Regions from separate parts of the Homo sapiens genome. Here region 2 is linked to region 1. A link is an interaction called in ENCODE POLR2A ChIA-PET data of the cell type or tissue named here. Cell type or tissue: OCI-LY7. All regions are shown on one strand.

What was found. ChIA-PET counts read pairs that join two places held together with the same protein. Peaks named below come from ENCODE experiments on the same cell type or tissue, not always from the same donor. Only the 100,000 strongest peaks of a DNase experiment are listed, where the experiment ranks them.
Region 2: POLR2A ChIA-PET joins it to region 1 with 15 read pairs; 2 of 35 experiments call an interaction of 5 or more read pairs at or near these places.

The regions. Positions count from the first base shown.
Region 1 is chr3:188,093,120-188,101,119 of GRCh38, forward strand. No RefSeq gene overlaps it. Among named protein-coding and RNA genes, the nearest start is that of LPP-AS2, 57 kb to the right of the region's middle. In OCI-LY7, no CTCF peak of the experiment used is centred here; a DNase peak (open chromatin) is centred at 4,862; H3K4me3 peaks cover 1,535 bases; H3K27ac peaks cover 3,142 bases.
Region 2 is chr3:187,957,655-187,965,654 of GRCh38, forward strand. LINC01991 (long intergenic non-protein coding RNA 1991) reads right to left here. Exons shown (of 3, transcript NR_135538.1): 3 at 1,121-1,309. Among named protein-coding and RNA genes, the nearest start is that of LINC01991, 15 kb to the right of the region's middle. RefSeq lists an enhancer at 1,170-1,309. In OCI-LY7, no CTCF peak of the experiment used is centred here; DNase peaks (open chromatin) are centred at 1,137, 5,767 and 6,247; H3K4me3 peaks cover 2,772 bases; H3K27ac peaks cover 8,000 bases.

The sequences.
Region 1 (8,000 bases):
TTTGTTTTGTTTTTTTTGAGGCAGAGTCTTGCTCTGTTGCCCAGGCTGGAGTGCAGTGGTGCCATCTGGACTCACTGCAACCTCTACCTCCTGGGTTCAAGAGATTCTCCCACCTCAGCTTCCCAAGTAGCTGGGACTATAGGTGTGCGCCACCACACCCAGCTAAGTTTTTGTATTTTTGGTAGAGACGAGGTTTCTCCATGTTTGCCCAGGCTGGTCTTGAACTTCCTAAGTTCAAGTGATCCTCCTACCTCCGCCTCTCAAAGTTCTGGGATTACAGGCATGAGCCACCACACCCGGCCAGAACACAGACTTTAGAATTATTGACACTCACTCACTATGTGACCCTGGAGAATTCACCTCAATGTCATGACAAGTGTAAAATGGAGCAAATGACACTTTCTCAGATGGAATAAGAATCAAGTAGTAGACAAAAAGTGTCCTGCCATGGCCTGGCTCAATAAATCATAGTTCCTTCTAGTCTTTCTTTTAGCCTAGAGCAACCCTTGACCTGGAACTTGCACATTAAAAGTCCCAGACCATCTCTCCCCGAGGTGTCCTCTTCTCTACTGGGTGAGGAGTCCACAGGCCCCAGGGAACATATTCACCCAAAGTCATGTTCAGCTTCTAGACCATCCTTTACAAACCCAGGATTCCAGAATTCCCTGACCACATTACCCCGAATCCACTCTTAGGGCCTTGCTTCTCCAGTCTGTCTTGCAGAGGGCAAAACATGATTTTAGTGTGTGCACACTTAGGTCAAGGGGCAGCTGTGTGCAGGGTGTAGGGATGGGCAAGGGTGGGGACTGGGTTGTGTATGGATCTTGGGAGTGAGGCTGGAGCTCACATGCATGTCTGTGAGGTCATTACAAAGCAGAAGCAATTAGGAGTGGGGAAAGAAAGGGGCAAGCTATAGGCCAGGGTCTCATTTTATATACTTGCCTTGGGCTTCACAATCATTAGGGGAAGAACTTACTCCCTCTCTCGTATTTGTAATCTTAGTCTAATCTAATACATGATTCTGAAGATACAGTACTCCTTTCCCTCTTTTAACTAAATAGTATTCCATTGTAGATGTATATCAGAATTTATTTATTCATTTGTTGATGGACTTTTGGTTTTCTCCATCTTTTGACTATTGTGAATAATCCTGCCATCATTAACATTGATGACGAATTAACTGTCGGAGTCCCTATTTTCAGCTTTTTGGGATATACACCTAGGAGTGGAATTGCTGGGTCATATGGTTATCCTGTTTAACTGTTTTTAAGGAGCCACCTAACTGTTTTCTGCGTGGCTGAAAAATTTTACATTCCCACCAGCAATATATATATATATATATTTTTTTTTTTTTTTGAGACGGAGTCTCTGTCTGTCACTCAGGTTGGAGTGCAATGGTGCAATCTCAGCTCACTGAAACCTGTGTTTCCTGGGTTCAAGTGATTATCATGCCTCAGCCTCCCAAGTAGCTGGGATTATAGGCATGCACCACCATGCCCAGCTAATTTTTGTATTTTTTAGTAGAGATGGGGTTTCACCATGTTGGCCTGGCTGGTCTCGAACTCTTGACCTCAGGTGATCCACCAGCCTCAGCCTCCCAAAGTGCTGGGATTACAGGCATGAGCCAAGGTGCCTGGCCTCCACCAGAAATATATGAGGTTTTATTTTCTCCATATCCTTGCCAACACTTGCTATTTTCTGGGTTGTTTGTTTTATTTTGTTTTTTATTACAGTCATTCTAGTGAGTGGGAAGTGGTACCACATTACGGTTTTGATTTGCATTTCTCTAGTGACTAGTGAAGTTGAGCATCTTTTCATGTGTGTGTTGCCCATTTGTGTATTGTCCATGGAGTAATTTCAGGGATAACTTTTAATGAGGTAACGGACATTCTAGTGAAAATGAGAAAGAAGTAAGGCCACTAATAGCTTAAAGCCACTGCTGGTTCCCAGAGTGCTACGTGTGTCCCTAACGGACCACCCATCTTGCTTCTAGCCTGTCTTCTTGAGACCCAGGAGGCAAGCTCCACACCGGGAGAATCACTCCTGGCATCTCCACGACTTACAGCTTGGACCCACAATATACCATTCGCTACCCACAAGCTCCTGCACACTCCTCCCTCCCCATGCACCCACACCGACATAAACACACCCCATCCACATTTTCAGTCCCAGGATTACATAGCAGCTGGGACTTGGATTCCCTTTATGGAGCTGTCCCAACTCTTGGCCTGCAGTATGGCCCAGGACCCCAACAAAACTATTACATGGGGGTATACATTGCACACTCCCCAGAGTTTGGAATATTCTGGGTTAAGGAAGTGAGGGGCAGACACACCTCATTCAGGTGGGCTGCTCCAGGCTCAGCTCTGTTCCTTTCAATCCTCCAAACGTCACTTCCAGGACAGAGAAAGGAGCCATAGAGAAAAAATGATCAATGCCACTCCTCTATTCATTTACCATATGGGGAAACTGAAACTCAGGGAATGAAACACCTGCTCACGGGTGCAGCCTGACACAGGGCTAGAGCTCAGGTCCTCAACTTCCCAGACTTTGCTCCTGGAGCAGAGCAGAACATGATACAACAAGTGCTTAGCTTAGACACCCCTACACCAACACCACCAATTCAGCCCATGATTTGAGTCAAGATCAATTTATTCTCTGCCTTGATAGTCTCATACAAAATGAGGCAGACAATAACTGCTCTTCCTTTCCCCCAGAAGAACTAATGACATATATGTGTGTGTGTGTGTGTGTGTGTGTGTGTGTGTGTGTGTATGCTTTGAGCTCACTGGAAGGCAATAGCTATATAAATATATGTGTATGTTTGTACTTACACTTTTTTTCTTCATGACCTAGTTGAGGTGGAGAACCATTTTGGGACTAGGTGAAAATGGCACATACTAATTCTACTCGTTTCTTTCTGCATGGTCTAGTCAAATGTTCCCAGGTAAAATGAGTGCCTTTAACTCTAAAAAGGGAGGAAAAGTCTGTGGGCAGGTGCATTTAAAGCCCCCAAGGCATGAGTCCATGGTTACTAGTCTACATTTCGGACTTTTGTTGTGAAAGTGACTTCTGGGGACAAGCAACCTAGAGGCCTGCCAAGACCCCCCGGGACTGGCACCCAGGGATCAGTGTTCAAGGACAGGCAGTTCTCTCAGGAGCTGGGATGAGACCTTGAACAGGTGACTCCCTTGTTCTGGGCCTCAGTTTTCCTATCAGTAAAATGAGGGAGCTGGACTGAATGACCAGATTGCAATTTTTTAAACATCAAAATCCTTCTTAAAAATAAAATCTTATGCTGATCCCCAATGTATAAAAGCAGATAAAAATGAAACTGCTCTAACTGAAGGGCCGCTCCCCCTTCCCACCTCGAGCCAGTTGTTCAGCCTCCAGCTCACTGGTGTGAAACTCTCCGAATTAAAATAATCTATGGTTCTATATAATGAGATTAACTTGTTAGATCTAGAAAAAAATAAGAGGCTAAGTAGGGTAGCTGGATTGCAGGGCAGGGGCCTTGGAGATGGGAGAGGGCTAGGTGGGGAGAAGGTGGAAAAGGTGTTTGTACTGACAGAGCTCTTAGCAACCTGGTCTTCCACCTCAAATTCCCAAAGAAGAAACTGAGGCCAGACTGTTAAGATATAAACTTTGTAACTTTTTGACCCAGGAAGTTTTGAGAATCATAATAAGGAAATGATTATAGAGTGATTTGAGCTCTTCAAAGACAAGCAGTATTTAAAATACAAGGTATTATTACCTCCACAGAGCTCTCTTTTGATTACCACTGTGCTTGAAAATGTGGGCAGGCCACTTTTATTTTCCAAAACTCAGGTGTTTAAAAAAATATTCACACGTACAATCCCTATACTCAACTCTTATAAGCTAATTGTCAGCTTCCTTGTCACTGGATAATTGTAATGTTCAAAGAGATATTATACTCACTTTATCAGCTAAATTGGCCGTGCCCCTGATAAAGACATTGATCCCTCCAGCTCACACTCTCTTGCCATAATTTGAAGGATGGTTAAATTTGAAATATTATATTTGAAATTTTAAATGAAAGTACCAAATATCATTCGACAGAGGTGCTAGGCAGGAACTGATCTCTAAAAGACCCTAAATAAATCAGGGCAGCCCTGGGTTAGTTGGTTTCTTGATACAGGGTTGGGTGTTGAAACTCAGAAGTCAACCAAAAACAGTTTCAAACAATTTCAGGGTGTTTTTTCAAAACTGAACTGCTCCAGCACTCAGCCTGCCATGGCAGAGCAAAGTCAGGACTCAGAGTTAGAAGATGGGATTCAAGTCCCAGTTCTATTGCACATGGACTGGTCAACCTTAAAGAATTCTTTCACTTCTCTGGTCCTAGGTTTTCTCCTAGTAAATTGGGATCATTTCCTTGCCCTGCCTATTTCACAGGTCTCCTCTAAGGATGAAAATTGAGTGACACAGAAAGCCATGTGTGACTTTGAATGAATGGAGGCTAAGACTACAGGCTCTGAATGGAATCAGACAGACCTGGGTTCAAATTTTGATACTGCTACTTAATAGCAGTGTACATTGCTTATTTGCTCTGAATCATAGGTTCCTCATCAGGGATATGAGGTTATTAATAGCATTTTTCTCACCTGGTTGTTTTGAGGATTTAAAGCACTGGCCCCTCGTAAAGGCTGAGTGGGTGTTGCCATTTATTAAAAAGCTGTAACAGTCCATGTGCCCAATAAGTTACTGTTGTTTTTTCATAGTTCTGCTTTCTGTGCACAACAGAACTAAAGATAACCATGTATCTATTGTCTCTGAACTGCCTGAGTACTCTTACTAGAACGAAAGAAAAAAGGAAATACACTGTGGCCCAGAATGGGGCTCCAGAGAAATCCAAAATGAGCTGTGGTCTAAAAGCGACTTCTCTCCAAGCCTATTTTTAACTGGCTGTGAACTTCTCTAATACGCAAAGAGTGATGCTGGGCTCTCTGAATAGCTCTGCTGACGAGCTGCTGCCCGCTTCTGCTACTATGTGAATTTATGGAGTCCTGGTCTCGCACTTCATTAAGGAAATATACGATGGTGCTGAGACAGGGGGCCAGACACCAATAACTCCCATCCCAATCTCCCAGTTATAAATCTTAGTGCCTCACTCACTAAGGGAAGAGGAGTAACTGAAGAGATATTATCACCTGCTCCTTTGTCATGGGCTGTCCTTTTTAAGTTGTTTGCAACAGACAACTTTATTAAGAGACCACCAAACAAAAGTCCTGGCCAAAAGCAGACTCCCAAATTTGTTAGGAATATTTTCAGTTGCAGGTAACAGAAAAAGTGAACCACAGCATCTTGAACAAACGGAAGTTTATTTTTTTCACATAAGATATTCAGAGACAGATGATTGCTGGTGCTAGTTCAGAGGCACAATACACTTGCTCCAACTCTATTCAGTGGAAACCCTCTGCACTTTTTCCTCATGATTGTATTCTGGCTGCAGAAGCTCCAGTCATCATACATACAATCCAGTGAACAGAAAAAAAGAAAGAAAAACGGTGGTATCCATGTCAGGGAATTAAAATGTTACTCAGGATTCATCCTTGCAGCGGTTTTTACCTTATTGGCTAGAATTGGGTCAAATGGTCACCCTTGTTTTGAAGGTGATTAGGAATAAGAAGGTTGGAAATGAGCATGAGATCAACCAAGAGTGTCTGCTACAGCTTCCAATAAAGGCCAGCTGAAGGAAGGAACAAAAGTGAATGATTATGTAATGACTAAAGAAACAGATGAGGCCGGGCGCGGTGGCTCACGCCTGTAATCCCAGCACTTTGGGAGGCCGAGGCGGGCGGATCCTGAGGTCAGGAGATCGAGACCACGGTGAAACCCCGTCTCTACTAAAAATACAAAAAATTAGCTGGGCGTAGTGGCGGGCGCCTGTAGTCCCAGCTACTGGGGAGGCTGAGGCAGGAGAATTGCGTGAACCCGGAAGGCGGAGCTTGCAGTGAGCCGAGATCATTCCACTGCACTCCAGCCTGGGTGACAGAGCGAGACTCGGTCTCCAAAAAAAAAAAAAGAAACAGATGAATGAATGCTTGACACAGAGATCTACTCTTTGACTCAGCTCACATGCCATTTTTTTCTAATCCCCTATCCATCATACCTCCCTATCCCCTTGCTAGCCCACTAATACAGTCCCATAGTGCCATTAATCCTCCTATAATTGACTTCCTACTCACTTGTCTATCTTCTTGATTCGTGTTTAAGTCCCTTGGTGGCAAAGCACGTGTCTCATTCATAACTGCATTCTCTGCACCTAGCACAGTGCCTACAATATACTTATTATAACACAGTGCCTGTTAACCTAGAAATAACTGTTGCTATATTTGTTTAATAAGCTCTCATGAAAAATTCTAAAAAATGTGACTTATTGCCCAGCACACATATGTAAAGCTTTTCAAGTCCCTCTTTTGAGTTGGTCCATCTAAAAGACTAGAGCTAAAGTTGTCTCGGTGACATACCCAATTAACTATGAAAGCATGTTATTGTGATTTCCCTAATGTAACCAAAAGAATTCACAAAAATCATTCTTATTTTGTTCAGTCTAACACATTACAGATTAATTTTCAATAAGTTAAATCTGTTACTGATTCTGAAGTCTTTGACCTAAAACAATAATAGTAAAACAAGGATTGTTGTTAAATAAAACAATCATAGGAAGAACATTATGGGTTGGGTATTGGAGAAAACGGGGTACTCAGAGATAGGATAAGCAGGGGTCTTTAAACTGGCTATTGACTCACCTCCCTGTTTACCTTGCCATGGTTCTCATTGCCTGTCTGCAATTTCCTACCGACTCCATCCCTAAGCCCCAGGTTAGTGCCTTCTTTATGTCGGCTTTGGAAGATAAGTAGGGTTTGGATATGCATGCATATGATAGAAAGGGTGTCGGAAAAGTCATGACAACAGGAAGGCCTAGAACCAGAGTGGTTATCTGGCATTAGAGTACATGAGATTAGAGGGAGTGTGAAAGATGAGCTAGTGCTGGGAAATCGGTTAAATAATGAACAAGGGCCTTAAACTTGGGGCTATTGCTCATAGCATGAGCAATAGGAGGCCATTTTTTTGTGGAGTATCACACGAACCAAGCTGTCATTTTATAAATTTCCATCTGGTGAAACTCATAAGTATGGAATAGAGAGATGAAAATAACGAAAGATGAGGATCTTTTAAAAGGCTATTGCAATTGACTGGGCTCACGCCTACAGTCTCAGCACTCTGGGAGGAAGAGGCAAGTGGATCACATGCCACCAGGAGTCGGAGACCAGCCTGGGAAATATGATGAAACCCCGTCTCTATTAAAAATACAAAAACTAGCTAGGCATGGTGGCATGTGCCTGCAATCCCAGCTACTCTGGAGGCTGAGGCAAGAGAATCTCTTGAAGCCAGGAGGCAGAGGTTGCAGTGAGCCGAGATCACACCACTGCACTCCAACATGGACAACAAAGCTAGACTCAGTCAAAAACAAACAAACAAACAAAAAAGCCAGTCAAGAAATGAAGCAGACCTGAACTAATGAACTAAGGTCGCGGTAGCATGAATGTGGCTAGGGAGTCTAATGAAGGGCACACTGTGATGTTAAAATCAGATACACAGATGGTCACTCCACCAAGTAAGCAACCCAGAACAGCTGAAGTGCTGGCCTAGGGAGGAACGTCTAGAAAAAGTGGTTAAGAGCGTAATTAATCTCAATCGTGGCCTCAAGATCATCTTGAAGCAGACTCTAACTGAACTTTTATTTCCCCTCATAAAAAGGAAGCGAGGCCATCTTGTTCTCACAGAGATGATTCCCTGTTGTAGTAATAGAACCAGTTATAATAAGAAGAATGAACTGATCTGCAGGGATGAATGACAGATGTTTGATACAGTCCACCCCTTGTACCAGAGCAGTTCCCCTTGACGTCATGCAACTCTGTGGATTCTGATGAGCTTTATAGGTACAAACTGGGAGTCTCTTGTTCATACTGCACACC
Region 2 (8,000 bases), 140 kb before region 1:
GAGAACACATTTCTGTAGTTCTTCACAACACACTGAAAGAAAAGAGAATTTCACTTTGCAAGACTGGGGAGATTGTCTTTCCTGAGTTTGCTCAGCCCCAGCCATTAACCCTAGAACATTTGTTCCAAACTGGAACTTGAGCCTTGAAGTTCAGCCAAGTTGGGTGGACTTCCTGGTGCCTCCACTGCTGGCCTGTCTGAGCCCTGCCCTGGGACAAATGTACAGGACTCTAAATGGAGCAGAATCTCAGGGAACAGTAAAAGGGCTGGGGAGGGCAGAGTTTGGGGTTGAGGGACTCTGGGCTTCTTGCTCTCAAGTCCATATCTGCCTCTGAGTTACCCATGGGAATTTATTCCTCTCATATTTTCTTTCTTTATTTGTTATTTAATTCACCAAAATTATATATATGTATGGTGTACAAGATGATGTTTTGATATATATCTATACTATGGAATGGCTAAATCAAGCTAATTAGCATATGTAGCGCCTTATTTTTTTGTGGCAAGAACACTTAAAATCTACTCTGTTAGCAGTTTTCAAAGAGTTAATACATGCTGGGCTTCATACCTACATGAGGAGTTGATAGGTGCAGCAAACCACCATGGCACACATTTACTTATGTAACAAACCTGCGCATCCTGCACATGTGCCCTGGAACTTAAACAAAAAGCCCAACAAAATAATTAAATATATATATATATATTTATATCAATATAAAATGTATTGATGTTAACTATAGTCACCGTGATGGGCAATGAATCTCTTGAATTTATTAAAATGTGTCCTTTGACCAACATCTCCCCAGTCCCACCACCTGGCAGCCTCTGAGAATAACCATTTTATTCTCTGCTTCTATGAGTTCAACTTTCTTTTACATTCCACATATAAGTGCCACATTTTCATCTGAAATACCCTTGGGCTCCCAGGCTCCCATGTCCTGGCAGGCTTCAGTGAACCATCCACCTAACCGCCCCACTCCCCTAACACGCATTTGCAACCTCGCTTTAATTACCACCCCCATCTCCTCTAAAGCAGCCAAGATATTTTAAAACCCTTGTTTTGATCTTCTTTGCATATCAGTTACACTATTTCTGAGCGTGTTTATTTTTATTTTTTTTTTCCGGTGGTGAGCCCGTCGCTTTGAGCCCTCTGCTCGCACGTTTCCACTTCCTCTCACTTTCCTGTGCGTGGCTGTGGCCTCCGAGTGTGCTGCTCAGAGCAGGCCGGGTGATTCTCATGGGCCTGTGGCCTTTGATGGAGCCAGGGGAGGCAGGTTCTTCTACCACTGGTGCTCCCTTGCTCCTGACATCTGCAGAGGCAAGATGAAATTTCAGTTATGTTTCATTTGTTCCATCTCCCAAGGAAGTAAACCTGACTACTAGTCAGAAAAGGGAAAAAGGGCCCTTTCTTGGGCATGAAAGAGACCGGGGATTTAGTCCAAACTCTGACATTGACCTTAAGAAAATCCTCTTCCCTCTTGGGATTGAACTCAAAATTGCTGAAGCTCCCATGGATTCTAACCAACTGTTTTAACAATTAGCTATTCTAACAATGTGCTTTTCTAACAATTAGCAAAATCATTTACAATTGAAGATGAGCTTAGGATCAGCTTCTGAAATCAACAAGTTGGAGACACAGGAATGATTGAGGTGCTCCATGTTCAAGAAGTGATGCCTGAGATTTGTGGGATAAACCTTCTCTTTGTGATAGGATCTTGTGAAATGTGTATGATATGACTTGTGAAAAGTCCAAGCTAAACCCTTGTCATGACATACATCTAAATTCACATGCTTCCCAATGTTTTTTTATATACAGCATACCTAGAACATGGTATTATTTGTACAGCAAACTGGGTGAAAGAACAAGGCCACTCTTGCCCGGTAGCAACCAACTCATTAATTGTGGCTGTGCTGAGCTCTTCCTGGCCACTCCAAAGACTGAAGAGACACTATTTGGGCCCATTTGAAACCCAGATTTGGGAAAGTTCAGTTTAAAGGATTAAGTCAACTCTTTGTCTAATCAGAATAACAAGAGTGTTCTGGCCTATAAAAATCACAAAATTCTAGAGAAGACAAAGCAGGTAAGAAAGTGGGTCCCGAATCCAGACCACGGGGGTTCAGATAAAGACTCTACCATTTACCAACTCTATGTCTTTGGGAAACACTAAAGCTCAGTTTCTTCTATCTTTAAAATGGGAATAATAATATTCTCAGTGGCCATAGGACAAAATAAGGTAATGCATTTCAGTACATTCCAACTACTTAATAAATATTAGCTATGGTTATGGCTAATGCTAAACAGGAAATTAAAGATCATTTGGTCCAATCTTCTCATTTAAACAAAGAAGAAACTTTGACTTGATCAAAGTCACACAGATAGTTAGTAGCTGAACTGGGACTAGAACCTAAGTCTTCTGATTTCAGTCCTGTGCCTTTATATACTAAGGGGTATGATACTTCATTCTGTATTAAAAACATCCAAATTACTAAGTATGTAGGATGAATTATTTTCCACCAGAAGACATTTGGAAGGTAAGACTCTTCCTATTTGTTTTAAATTAGTTTACCGGTGACTCTGTCTTGAAGCATGGGCTTGAATGAGATGATTTCTCAAAGTATTGCCTCCTATTTTAGGTAGGTAGCCAAGGGCTGGCCTGCTTGGCTTTGGAAGGCACAGAAATGGGTACAGCGGTTGTACATCAGCATCTCAGATGCCAAAGGCTTCAGGTCACCAATACAGAAGTCCCATTTCACATATGAACATACTAAACCTCTGGTTGACTCAGAGCCACACATGTCCAACAGTAAAACAAGAACTAGAACTTGAATCTCCAACTTGATGCTGGTGCCCATTCCATAGATCTCACAAGGAGAAATAGGATTTAAGATCCACTGTTGCTGTATACTTGCCACTTCCTTCAACCCTATGAACGTGCTGACATGCCCTGCAAAGTCAATTGTTCATTTAATTGTGCTTTGTTCCTTTCTTTTTTTTTTCTACCTCCAGCCACAAAGGTTTGAGGTAATTTATAGGAAATACAATAATGAATAATGAAGAGTACATAAAAATAAACTACAATATCTTATCAATAAACCATAGGATATATAGGATTGTGCTTTCCAATGTGGCAGCCACAAGGCACATGTATCTATTTATATTTAAATTAATTAAAATTAAATATAGTTAAAATGTAGCTCCTCAGGTTCACAAGCCACATTTTAAGTGCTTAGTCACCACATGTGTCCAGTGGCTACTTATTGGACATTTCAGATACAGAATATTGCCGTGATTGCAGAAAGATCTATTAGACACTGCTGTCTAGACAGACAACCAAGTCATATATTCTTACACATTTGCAATAAAGCAGCCAAAATTTTGGCTCTGAGCTTCGTGTTGGCAAAGCCAAATAAAACAAAGCAAAATCAGTTGTGTCATCATCAATTCCTCAAGGGAAGCAAAGCTTTTCTAGCACTTAGACCTAAAAGAATTCCTCATATGGGGTTTTATAGAAAAGGCCACCAAGTGACAGAGCAAATAATGTCTTCAGAAACCACAAGAGACAATTTCAATTTATAATTCACTAAAATTCAACATAATGAAAACACTTCTCTGGTGAGAGGTTAGGATACTTACCTGGTTCTAAAGAGAGATACCTTAGTTACATCAGTCAAGTGAACTTGCTCTACAGAAATGACATTAGAACTGAGGCCTGAATGACAAGATGATGCAGCCATTGTAGATCCAGAAGAAGAACATCCAAACAGAAGGAAAAGTAAGTGAACGTTCTTCATATCTGAAAGTATTGAGCAAGTTTGAGGGAGAAAAAGGCCAGTGAACTTCATGGATGAGGCTGAGAGTGGAGGGAGATGATGCTGAACAGGCAGTTGGGACCAGATCATGTAGGGTTTTATAGCTCATGGTAAGAGGGTTTAGCAAAGAGATAAACTTATAATTTATGGCTTTAGAAAGATCAGTCTGGCTACTGCATGAAGAGCTGACTGTAGAGGGAAAAAGTGTGGGCAGGAAAAACATGATAATAGCTTGGAATAAGATAGTCAGCAGTGCAGATGGTGAGAAATAGTCTAATTTGACATATATTTTAGACGTAAAGTCAATAGGACTTGCTGAGAGATTACACATAGGGTTTCAGGGAAATAAAGAATATTAGAATGACTCAATTATTTGCGTTGAACGAATAGCTAGGAGGCCAGGTAGCACTTACTGTGATAGGGAAGACTTGAGGGGAAGGAATTCGGGGTAGAGAAAGACTAAATCAATAGTTTGGTTTGGGTCACAGTTTGTGTGAAGTGCTTTTTACATATACAAGTAGAGTTATGGAGTCTGAAGCTCAAGGGAGAAGTCAGTTAGAGATAGAGATTTGAAGTTTTCTGCGTATAAATGGTATTTTAAAGCCAGGGGACTCAATGAGTTCATCCAAGAAGAGTACAGACAGAATAGAGATAAGAACCCCAGAGCACGCCAAAATCTGATGTCGAGGAGAAACAGCCAGACAAGGAGACAGAAAGGTAAGGACAAACCAGGTGAGTGTGGGATCACAAAGCCTAGAGAAGAAAGTGTTTAAAGAAGTATGAAGGATTGACCATGTCCAATTCAGCTCAATAGTTCAGTTAGCTGAATACACTTCGACCTTGGAAATATGTAGGTCATTGGTGACTCTGATAAAGGCTGTTTAAGTGGAGTGATATAGAGTCTGAAGAAAATTAGAGCAGAGTTGAGGAGAGAAAGGGAGCTAAAGAAGTGGAGACAGGAAATGTAGATCTTACTTTTAAAGGTCTTTTTGTGAAGGCATTAAAGAAAGGGGGTGGTAGTTAAAGGGACATGTAGGGCCAAGGGAGAGCTGGGTTTTTTTTTATTTTTAGTAGTTGTTATAAAGGCATATTTGTATGCTGATGGGTTAGATGTAAAGGAACATCAGAATTTGATGTTGCAAGAGAGAAGCATAGGAAAGGAGATGGGATACAGAGGACAAATGGAAGGGTTGGCCTTAGAAACTATGCCACTTCCTCCACTATAATAAGAGGGAGGTAGTGTATGTGGGCACAGATGCAGGTGGGTTAAGGAAAAATGCAATAACTCTCCTCTGATAGCAAAAAGGAAGGTCATAATCCCAGGGCATGGGATGTGTAGAGCATAGTGGATATTCAAGTAGGGAGCTAAAGGTTTGAAAGAGTTGACCCAGAAACCAAAAAGTGAATTTGCTAAATGTATCATAGGATCCTCTGGCACGGTCCGTTTCAGGTTTGTGATCACAAATTTAAAGTGAACTGATCAGCATGGTTTACAATGTTCTTAACAACATTCCACTGTTTGGATGCAAGCAAAGGAGGAATTAGAGGATATACATTTCACCAGGATTGCAGTTTTGCCAGGTACGATAAAGGGGAAGGCAGCAGAGGAATGGGGGGTATTGGAAGGAGAGAGTTTATGGCACAGAGTAGAAGGAGTCAAGGTTGGAATAAGGTTTAAGGCTACCCAGTAACACAACATCACTGGGCTCCACACATATCCAAAGTGTCTGCCTGGACCCATCGGTATGCCAAGAATTTTCCTTCCCTCCAAAAAGGAAGCTCACTACTGACTTCACCTGGTGCCCGCCACATCTAGAATCCCCCTTCAGGGTTTTGCAGCCAATTAGGAACTGAGTGCTGGGCACCAAACTGGGTAGAAGAGTCACTCCTGAGCGCACACACACTTGCAGTGGAGTCTCAACACTTTATTTAGACCTAAAAGGCTGTGTGGCTGGCAGGAAAATACCCTACACATGCAGAGAGAAGACCTGGGTTTCATCAGTTTCTGTGGCTTTTACCAAATGAGAAAGTTTTTTTCATATCCTGAGCCTCTGTTCCCTCTCATCATAACTCTGGCCTGGCTTAAATTATAGCTGCTTATACAGATCTGATGAGATGGTGAATGTACAACCATTTTCAAGTGTAAAGAATTATGGAGATGTGAGAAATTACATTGTTATTATGACTCGGCAAGGGGGTACCAAATGCAAATCTAAGGCATTTACTGGTGTGAGATTGATTTCAAATGTCAGCTAATATAGGTCACCATGGCTTATAAGCAATTTGCCTTAAAATTAGAAACTTATGAAATGCTCAAGATGAAAGGCAGTACATTTCAAAACAGAGGCAATGGGAAGCAAATTTCTCTCTTTTTTGTGCAACATCCTATGAACCCACGGTTCTCACAGGCCCAGGATATTGCTGCAGTTGGCAGCCTGGTGTATTTTGAACAGCACAGTGCTGATCCCTGGGTAACTCTGTAATCCTGAGTGAGTCACTTTACCTTTGGAGGCCTCAATCGCCTTCTCTGTAAGGTGGGAAGAATTGTACTCCCTCCTGTTCCACTTACAGGGTATCAAGAAGATCATATTATTTTTAAAGGAAAAAAAGAACTGAGAAATACTCTTGGTTACTCTGCAAAGAGGTTGGTGTAAATGTGAAGTGTCACTATTATTAAGTGTGAGGCAATCTTTCCCACCCGCATCATGTCCCAGCATTACAATGTGAGCTGTGTGACAGGCTATTTTTAAATTCCCATCTCTGGAAGCATATGGTCCTGCACAGTGCCAAAAAGAGAAAAATGACCTGCTTCAGTTTGTTTGCTTGTTTGTTTTGATCTGATGGAACATTTTCTATGATCCTGTTAAAGGTTGTTCTTTCTACTTTAAACTTTTAAGGTGAGTGCTAAAGATTTTCTATAGCATAGTCTGAAACACACCGTGGCACTACAACTTGCTTAGACAATGATAAGAGGTCATCCCAGGGCGATGGTGTATTTATACAAATCTGCATTTTTTGTGTATCATCTAAGACTTTTCAAAAATATAGTTTTTTTATTTGTTAACAATTTTTATGCTTTTGTTCTCTAATTTTGGGTAGTTTTGTTTGTTCAGTAGCAGCATTTTTAGGTAAATTTTTTTTTGCAAATAGTAGTGCATTTATTTTATAAAATAAAGCGATTCCTTTTCTTTAATTTTCTTTAATGTTACCTACATAAAAAGAAGTTGTTTCAAAGTTATCCTGATTGTTTATTGTCATTTCTTTTATGTTTTATTAATATCAATTGCTATTGACTGAAGCCCTTTCCCATGACAAATATACAGTATATCTGTTATAAACTTCATTTTTGCTGCCCCCTTGACCTGACCTAACTTTACCTCCTCTCTTGTGCTATTTGGCAAGACTATCCTGAATCTTGTCAAACTTCCCACTCATTGAATTTGATTTCTGACACCAAATTCCTGGAAAGATATCTATCTGATCAGTTGGAAAAGAAAAGAGATAAAAACACCTATTTCACAAGTTTCACGGGACCTGACCTTTGCGCAAGAGCAAAAAATTTCCCCAGTTGAGGTAAATAAGGTTCCCACAAGCTTTTTTTCCTTTTTTCTTTTTCTTTAAGGTCCAGGATTCAACTCTCTTGTCTTTGGGTCAAGTGATAGCTAAAACTAGAATTGATGAAGTTTCATGGCATTTAACCAATGAAAAAGGTAATTTAAAAGGAGGGTGCTAAGGAAAACTCAGAAAGAAAGACAGGGCCTGCATCTTCAGCTAAATGATGAAATCAAGAACACGTAAGAGGAGTTTGAAGTGTTCTGTGTGATCCTGGGGGCCAATAAGAAAGCCAATTGAGGAAATTCACAAAAGCGCAAAATTAAAAAAAAATTATGAAGTTACAGACATATCCAACATTGGGAAGCTCTTCCTTAAGCAGCGGTGACAAAACTCTCCAGCAGTCATGCCGTACCCATAAAGACCTTCTTCAGGCCAGGGCACAGTGGCTCACATCTGTAATCCCGGAACTTTGGGAGGCTGAGGTGGGTGGATTGCTTGAGGTCAGGAGTTCGAGACCAGCATGGCCCACATGGTGAAACCCTGTCTCTACTAAAAATACAAAAATTAGCCGGGTGTGGCGGTGTGCGCCTGTAGTCCCAGCTATGTCAGGAAGTCGAGGCACGAGAATTGCTTGAA